2 separate regions of the Homo sapiens genome follow, and region 2 is linked to region 1. Evidence: chromatin contacts called from ENCODE Hi-C or POLR2A ChIA-PET data. All regions are on one chromosome and are shown on one strand. The core of a region is the stretch at or near the end of the contact, and the rest is flanking DNA. Distances in the headings are between cores, read along the strand shown. Region 1 holds the start of LINC01762 (long intergenic non-protein coding RNA 1762). Region 2 has its middle 100 kb from the start of ATP1A1.

What was found. A loop is a pair of places that touch in the nucleus more often than their neighbours do. ChIA-PET counts read pairs that join two places held with the same protein, here RNA polymerase II (POLR2A). Pooled maps may share reads with other maps.
Region 2: a loop to region 1 is called in a map of psoas muscle, with 1.9 times the contacts of the local background. The contact joins the enhancer-like site here to the promoter of LINC01762 in region 1. A Hi-C loop is called at or near these places in 3 of 168 maps with a recorded cell type or tissue (colonic mucosa, gastrocnemius medialis and psoas muscle), 1 of 37 single-sample maps with no recorded cell type and 1 of 50 pooled maps. POLR2A ChIA-PET finds 5 or more read pairs at or near these places in 1 of 52 experiments (Panc1).

Annotation. Positions count from the first base shown.
Region 1 is chr1:116,477,014-116,481,306 of GRCh38, reverse strand. LINC01762 (long intergenic non-protein coding RNA 1762) reads left to right here and starts at 2,481. Exons shown (of 4, transcript NR_125972.1): 1 at 2,481-2,526; 2 at 3,135-3,255. LOC112268235 (a long non-coding RNA gene) reads right to left here and starts at 2,085. Exons shown (of 2, transcript XR_002958352.2): 1 at 1-2,085. RefSeq lists an enhancer at 2,477-3,036.
Region 2 is chr1:116,266,281-116,270,573 of GRCh38, reverse strand. No RefSeq gene overlaps it. Among named protein-coding and RNA genes, the nearest start is that of ATP1A1, 100 kb to the left of the region's middle. Within about 2 kb of position 2,238, at least 3 of the 41 ENCODE cell types and tissues checked have a DNase peak (open chromatin) inside an H3K27ac peak, as active enhancers do.

The DNA of each region.
Region 1 (4,293 bases), core at 1,232-3,731:
AAAATTGAATTTATTAATGGTAGATGTAAAAATATAATCAAACATTTCCATCCATATCATTGAGTCCTATCCAACAATAAAAAGGAATAAACTATTGATACATGCAACAACGTGGGTGGATCTCGAGGCAGTTATGTGGTGAACAAAGCCTATCTCAAAAGGTTACATACTGTATGACTTCATTTTGTAACATTTTTTAAGTGAAACAATTATAGAGATGAGGCACAGGTTAGTTGTCAGGAAGGAGCAAGTGTGGCCACAGAGGACAGCACAAAGAGTGGCTTGTGATGAAACAGCGCCACACAGGTGATAAAATTGCATAGAGCTACACACACACACACACACATACACACGCACACACGCGCACACACACGAGTACTTGTGAAGTCTGAATGAGTCTGGGTTGTACCAATGTCAGTTCCCTGGTTTTGATAATGTATTATAGTCATGCAAGCTGTTACACTGGATTGGCCTAGTGAAGTGTCTGTGGGACTTTCTTGTCAATTTTTGATTGTGGTAAAATATACATAACATAAAATGTACCATTGTAACTATTTTTACAGGCGCAGTTTGTTGGCTTTAAATATATTCACATTATTATGCAACAAACACCACCATCCATCTCCAGAGGACTTTTTATATCTTCCCATACTGAAAGTTCATACCAATGAAACAACTCCTCATTCCCCTCACCTCCCAGCCCCTGACAGACACCATTCAAATTTTCGTCTCTTTGAATTTGACTACTCGTATAAGTGCCTCATCTAAGTGGAATCACAGAGTTTTTATCTTTGTGTAACTGGCTTATTTCTCTTAGCATAGTGTCTTCAGGGTTCATCCATGTCATAGAAACATATCAGAATTTCCTTCCTTTTTAAGGCTGAATACTATTCCATTATCTGTATGTATAGTAGCCCATCCCTGCTTATCCACAATTTTACTTTCCTTAGTTTCAATTACCCACAGTCAACAGCAATACAAAAATATTAAATGAAAAATTCCAGAAATAAACAATTCATACCTTTTGAACTGTGAGTAGTTCTGAGAGGTATAATAAAATCTTGCTGAATCCTGCTAAGGGCATGAACCCTCCCTTTGCCCATCGTGTCCACTCTGTCTACACTCTCCACCCAGTAGTGACTTAATAGCCATCTTTGTTGCCAGGTTGTCTGCCCCAGTATCGCAGTGCTTGTGTTCAAGTAACCCTTATTTTACTTAATAATGGCCCCAAAGCACAAGTGTAGTGATGCTGGCAACTCAAATATACCAAAGAGAAACCATAAAGTGCTTCCTTTAAGTGAAAAGGTGAAAATTCTCGGCTTCAGGAAAGAAAAAAAATGATATGCTGAGGCTGCTAAGATCTATAGTTAGGAATGAATCTTCTATCTGTGAAATTGTGAAGGGAAAAAAGAAATTCGTGCTAGTTTTGCTGTCACACCTCAAACCGCAAGTTACGACCACAATACTGGTAAGTGTTTAGTTAAGCTGGAAAAGGCGTTAAATTGTAGGTGGAATATGTGAACAGAAATGTGTTCCCACTGACAGCAGTTGGGTTCGGTACTATCCACAGTTTCAGGTATCCACTGGGGGATCCTGGAATGTATCCCCCCAGGATAAGGGGGGACCACTGTACCACATTTATCCATTTATCCATCGATGGACATTTGAGTTGTTTCCACCTTTTAGCAACCTTCTGTGGATTTATAATTCTTTGAAAATAAAATGTTAAAAAATACAATCAGAAATGAAATCTATGAATTGGCTCACTCTTTCACCTACTGAGTATGTAAACTAGTGTTTGTTGTTGACCTGTTGACTTTTGTACAGTTCCCATCACAGAGACGATTTAAGCTTGGTAGGCCATATAGAACCTGATTTTTTCTTTCCTGCTTTTAAAGAAGCAACACGTATGATTGTTCAGAGGATAGTATGTGATATTCAGTGAGCTTTAATTAACCTGGCCCATGACACTATATACATGCTTAGATCAAGAAATAAGAAAGGAAATTCAGAGGTCTCTTGCACTGACAGGTGATTTCAGGAGAGACAATGACATTAACATTGAGCCAGCTCCTGACTATACAGAATATGAAGCCATTCTTTTTTTTTTTTTGAGATGGAGTCTCACTCTGTCACCAGGCTGCAGTGCAATGGCGCGATCTTGGCTCACTGCAACCTCTGCCTCCTGGGTTCAAGTGATTCTCCTGCCTCAGCCTCCCGAGTAGCTGGGACTACAGGCGTGTGCCACTATGCCTGACTAATTTTTGTACTTTTAGAAGAGACGGGGTTTCACCATGTTGGCCAGGATTTCTAATGCAACCAGGTAAAAGTAATTAGCAGGAGAGGGGAATGCTTGGCTTTGGAGGACTCATTTGCATTGCAAAGTATTTCCCATTGGTGGCTTGGCCAGGCATTCCTTTGTCCAGCCGTGTAATGGTCTCAAGACTGCGGAGCATGTTCACGCACAGCATGGACACCACTTCATGTAGGGGCACTGGACTGCCTAGAGTTGGAGGAAGGGACCCTGTGAGTAAGCATGACCTCATCCTGGGAGCTGCATGGCGGTGGGCCTGCAGGTGGGGAGGAGAGGGTGGGCGCTCACAGGGCAAGACAGAGGCTCAGCAAACAGAATGTGTATTGTGGCTGACGCCATTGTCATCTTTCCAAACTTGTTTCTGAAAGGCATCACATGGAGAGGGGATGCTGACAGGGATGACACAGTCCCAGCTCCAGAAACACCGTCAGCTGAACCCAGGGTTTTTTCATTTTTGTGTTTTCTCATGGAGGTTTAGGGGCTTAGTAAACCCCTTTATGTGTATTTTTTTTCTAGGGATAAACCCCATACCTTTCCTCAAATCTTCAAGGTCCATGACCTCCCGACATGTAGAACCTTATGCTAATAACTGCTCCTGGGAGACCTCTCCTCAGGAACTGACTTGACCCACCTTCCTACCAATGTGGCAGGAGGAAGTCCCTAAATGTGCTCGAGCCTGTTTGATCCAACCCCTGTGGGAGTCCGTGTTCCTCTCTCCCCACTTTGCCCTGTCCTTCCCTTGTTCTTCTCTTCCTTCCCTGTCCTTCTTTGGCTTTGCTACCTCTCTTCCCTTCCCATTGTTTTTCCTCCCCCCTCCTAGGTTCTCACATCGCTTTCCTGTTTCCCTCTCCTGCAATATGGATTTGACATATTAATCATTACAGCAACTGCTAAAATTCCACTGTGCTTCATTAATCCGGAGGAAAATACCATGTCAGCTGGTAAGTGCTGTAGGGTATGCTCATATGTTTTTCCTGGGGTCCATGGTAGTGGAAATTTCTCCATTTCTATGAGTAACAAAACAGGAGGCCATATGGAAGGCCACGGTGAGCACGGGTGGTGGATGGACACAGGGAGGGTGGGAATGTGGGTGGGCACCAGTCCCTGAAGGCATTAAGTCACCCATCACGGACCCTGACAGACCCTGGGCTGTTCAAGGACTCTAGTCAGAGAGGTTGAGTTGTAAAATCCTATTATGGTTGCCAAGACCAGAACAGTGTGACTTTAATAAGGTTAAAGTTTGGCATTTTTACAGCTTTCATTATGATAAGGTTTTCAGTCACATGACGGGGAAAGAGCTAGAGAGGGTCCATCCAAACACAGCCGGTCAGACCTCAAGGTCTCCTGCCAGCTCCCCAGGGGTTCCTCATGCTGCAGGGCCGGCTTTCTAGCTGCAGTTTCTGCCCTGCTGGTGGAGAAAGCCTGCTCCTATCTTTGGCCTCTGGGACTAATTGGGGAAATGAATTCAGGCAGCTATTTTCAGACAGAAAGAGCCCTTGGCTGACTTAGAAGCAAATGCCCCATTCTTTGGCCAAAGGTGTCACCCTGACCTTGGTCAGCAATCAAGCCACCAGCTACAGTGAGAGCAGAGGAGACTGTTCTCCTCCCAAAGAACTGAGGGGGTTCCATGCTTTGGTTAATACCCTCCAGCCTAGAATACATACTCTATTGTCCATCTGGATTTGTCCATCCTTCAAACATCTGCTCCTCTGGGAGGCCTTTCCTGATTTCATCCTCCCTTCCTGGCCCCAGGAAGAATTCATCCCTTCTCACTCCCATGGAGCTTAGGCCATACTTCTCAAGCAGCAGCTATTTCAGTGCCATGAGTTCCTTGAGAAAGTGCCTTCAGCCCCACTAGACCCGTAGCTCTCCATTTACGATTCACCTGTGCCTAGTTTTTCTTTGAATACTCAGCCCATAGTACAGTGCCTAACACACAGTAGGTGCCCATAAATGTTGACTGAGAGAAAAATTTAGCT
Region 2 (4,293 bases), core at 989-3,488, 210 kb after region 1:
ATTCACTCTTAATATCAGTTCATACAATTAGGGGGAAGCTGATTCCATCTCCCAGACCCAGAGGTTGGCCAAATGCCCAGGCTTGGCCAGTGCATCCCCTTCTCCTGGCCATGAAGATTTGTTCAGAGATATACATGTGACCCACTCAGTCCAATAAAAGCTTCAGGATGGTGCTGAGGCCACTGGGAGAGATGTTTTCTTTTTCCCAAGGTTGTTAATCTTAAGCCTGGAGCACTTGGTGGCATTATTTGAGAAAGAACCTAATAGAGGAAAAAAATAATTTGAGAGATGGAAAGAAACAAATTCCTAATAAGATTATTTTAACAGCTAGATCTAGGTACTCCTGAAGTATTCCTGAAGTTACCTAAGCCAGTAAATTCATCTTTTCCTTTAAGTCAGTTTGAGTTAGGTATGTCTCTTGTGACCCAAACACTAACGGCCAATCCTCCATCCTCCTGTCTTCAGGAGAATAATAGCTACAGGAGGCTGGGGGAAAGTTACAAATTACTTTGGGAAATTCCATTTGAAACAAGAGCCCGCATATGACTGCAATGACATGGGAGACCCCAAGTGAGAACCACTCAGCTGAGTCCAGTCAACCCACAGAAGGATGAGAGATAATGTTGCTTTATTGTAGAGCTACAGTAGGTAAGTGAAACACACATTCAATAATGGAATCTCTGAGAAAATCCTAGCACATACAGTAAAAGCATAGAGCGCATGGTTAAACCTCCATTTCTTTTCTGAGCTGCTTGGTGGCTCTCACTGATGTATGATGAGTCTATAGATGCAACATGTCACTAACTCATGAACGACAAAGTCCCTCTAGGGTGAACAACCAAGTTATAGAGAATAAGAGGCCTTTTAAGCCCTTTTGTCCACCTTTCTTCATATCAGTGGTTAAGATGACAGTCCTTTGTAAATTCTAAAGAATTTTCTTTATTCTTCCTCATCCAATCCACCTCTCTCTTATTCACCCAATCTGTATTCATACCCAGTTAATCTTGTTTTTGGTCATAAAGGGACTCTGTTACAATGTCAGGTAAATCCTTTTCACCTTCCTTCAAGGGAGGAATTAAGTCAGGGAAACTGTTTTGCTCCTTGGAGTAGTTGTTCTTTAAAATGAAGTTATTGATTAGGCAATGTCTATAAAATTAAGATGTATGTACTTAAGAATCCCAATGGTAAGACTTTATTCTACGGACATTCACAAGAGTTTGCTAATATATTTGTACAAGGATGCTAATTGGAGTGTTCTTATAATTGAGGAAGGAGGAAATGAATTGTCTACCCACAGGGGACTGGTTGAAGAAATGATGGTACATCCAAATGATAGAATCTATGAAACCAGATGTTTAAAAGAAAATGAGATAGATCCGTATGTATTGATCTGAAAAGAGCTCCAGGATATACTATGATGTGGAAACAGCACTCCTACCACACTGTGCGGCTCTGGTGGGCACCATTCACACTGTGTGCTATGGGAATATTGCCCCTGTTCAAGACACCCTAAAGTACAATGTGGTTGGTGTTCCATGAAGTTGTGCAAACCTGAGGCGGTTTTGGTACACTAAAGATGTTTAAGGACAAATGGAAATGTAGGGGTATACATACATTGTTTTCCCATGGGAAAGAAAGAAAAAGCACGTAAAAATGTGCGTTTAAGAGAGGGATAAGTCAGGGGATGGGAGCTTTCACTTTTTATTTTGTACATATATATTATCTAATCAAGTACTTCTACAATTATCTGAGGTTGGGGGAGAGGAGATTATGGGCCATTTTTTTTGTTTTATTCTTTGTATATCTTTTATTTGCAAATATTAATGTGTAGCTCTTTTTAAAGAATCCACTAAGCTTTTCCAAACACCAAACATAATTTTTGAAGATCATTCAAGTCAAGTTATCCACTTTTCTCAGGGAAAGCATATTTCTCATGTTGCAACCTTCCCTGTTATGATATACTTGTTTCTACTTGTGGCCCTGAAATTCTTGGGTAGGCACATATTTTCTGTCCCTGGTGCTGTTAGAAGAATGTGGGATTGGGGTGGCAGGTGGCTGCTGCTCCTCGCCTCCCCTTGGTCAGTCCCTGCCAGGTGGCCCACGCCATCAGACTCCTTGGTGCTGCTTCCTGCATGCCAACTCTCAGAGCTTGTTTAGAAGAGAGAGATGAGTCAGCAGATTTGCCTGATGCAAGACTGGCCTGGTGCCAGCATGATGCCCTGACTGGTTTCAGCCACCCAACTTCAGCAATAACTGGGAAGAGAGGGTCAGAGCCACCTCTTGGGTTCTGGAAATGAGCTCATCTTCTTTGGCTGCCCTGAGGAGACAGACAGCCTGGCCAAGGCTGAGGAGGAGGGTTTGAAGACTCTGAACCGAGTGCCTCCAAGCCAGCACAATGAGTGGTGGGGACGGCACTGGGAAGTATGAGGAACGCCAACACCACAATAATTGCAGGCGGGAGCGCCAGTTGACAATAACTTCTTCCTCCCCCATATTTCTCAGGAACACCCTCTGTTCCATTTCCTCTGTCTCTTCTTGGCTGAGGACCACAACTATCAAAAGCCAAAGACAGGAAGAACCAAACAATAATTCAGGTACATTGATAAAGTTGGGGACTTCCTCACTGCCAGCCCTGAATCACCGTCTCTTTTCAGCGTTTTCTCCTATTGGTCAGTTGGACTGAAGGAGCCCGAACTCTGAACCTGGTACACATACTCATGCCCCATCACCTCTTCTGACAGGTGCTGTCTCCATTCCAGGCTCTTCATGAATCAACCACTCTTCATTCGCTGGGCGGGGGCCAGGTGCTCTGTTTGACTGGGTGCTCCTGCTGACTGAGGAAAGCACCACCTTATCTCGATTTTCATGGTACGGTCTTCACAGCAGCCTAAGGGTCCCCTGATCTTTTGTTGCTTTCCATGGTTTTACCTGCCTTGTACTTGAGTCGCTCCTTTTCCGAGGCAAAGGTCTATCCCCATTGTCCTTCAAGGCAAAAGCCCCAAAGACATCAAACATTAGGAGTCCTCTTGCCTTCCATGCAACAACAGTACAATTCAACAGATGGTTTTATGCCAACAGTAGCTCCTGCCTGGGGACTCTGCTTTGGAAGAGAACAGTCTCCCCTGTCAGGAGACTGCAAATGCAGCTACCACTGGGTATATAAGGGGAAGACAAGTTTACTGACTGTCATGCTTGACATTGTAAGAATTTTGATCACCTATATTCCTCCTAACAATTCTGAGTGGCAAACATTTTTCCCTCTTTTTTCATAGAAGGGGAAACTGAAGTGTGGAGGGATTCAGTCATTTGCCAGGGGAAATCAGCTTAGATAGAGTCCCAGTCTGTCTCCTGCAAATCTCTGATGGCCTCCTTCTGGGTCAATGAGTTGACCCCACATGCTAAAGAAGTACAGTAAACAACTCTTTTGCTAGTGAACTTGCAGATTGTGTGTTCAGATAGACCCAACTTGCTACCCGCACAAATGCAAAGTGAATGTGACCCAGCCTATGGTTCACTCACAATGGGGCTTGGTGCCAACCTGGCCAAGAGATGGCAAGTCGCTACCTGTGGCAAATACCGTCCCTGCCTTAATCTTAATTCCATGAAACTCTCTCATGTAAGATTGAAGGAAAAACAAAGGAAGCTGCGAAATCCTCCCAAGCTCCAAAATTCAGGGCCTTTAAGCCAGTGGCCCAGTTAACATGTTCCTTCTTGTGATGGCAACCCCAATTGATATAAGCCATTGTCCTTCCAGGCTACGTAGGCCTGGCCTCAGAGCCTTTCCCTACTCATAATAATATGGCTGAAAGACTGCTTAGGGACTGCTGGCCCCGGGAGACACCTTCCTTTGGGTGACGATAGCAGCAGCTGTTCCATTTAGAAAAGCACTGTGCAGGCCTGGCTTTTGGCCCCATGGTTGTTATCATGAGGCTAGAAGGGAGCCTCTTGGGCCCCAGCTCTGGCCAAACCATTATAAAAGTCAAATTTCAAACAGAGTCAGCTCTCAATTATTCAGACTAATGGTTCAGTTTGTAGATGTTCTTCCCCTTCTTCACTCTGTCTCTAGCCTTCTCTTTGCCAGCTGCCTTTAGGCTCTCATCATTAATACACCCACCAGAGGAGGATTAGGCAGAGGACATAAGATCAATCAATGTTAGAGCCTGTGGGTGATTACAGTAAAGGATTTGTTTAAGAAGCAGGTGGAGTGTGGATTTTACGTATTCTTGCTAATCCCATTCCCACCTATTATGGACAATAGAAAACTGCCTTGAGTTCTTTGAGCCCCTCTGATTT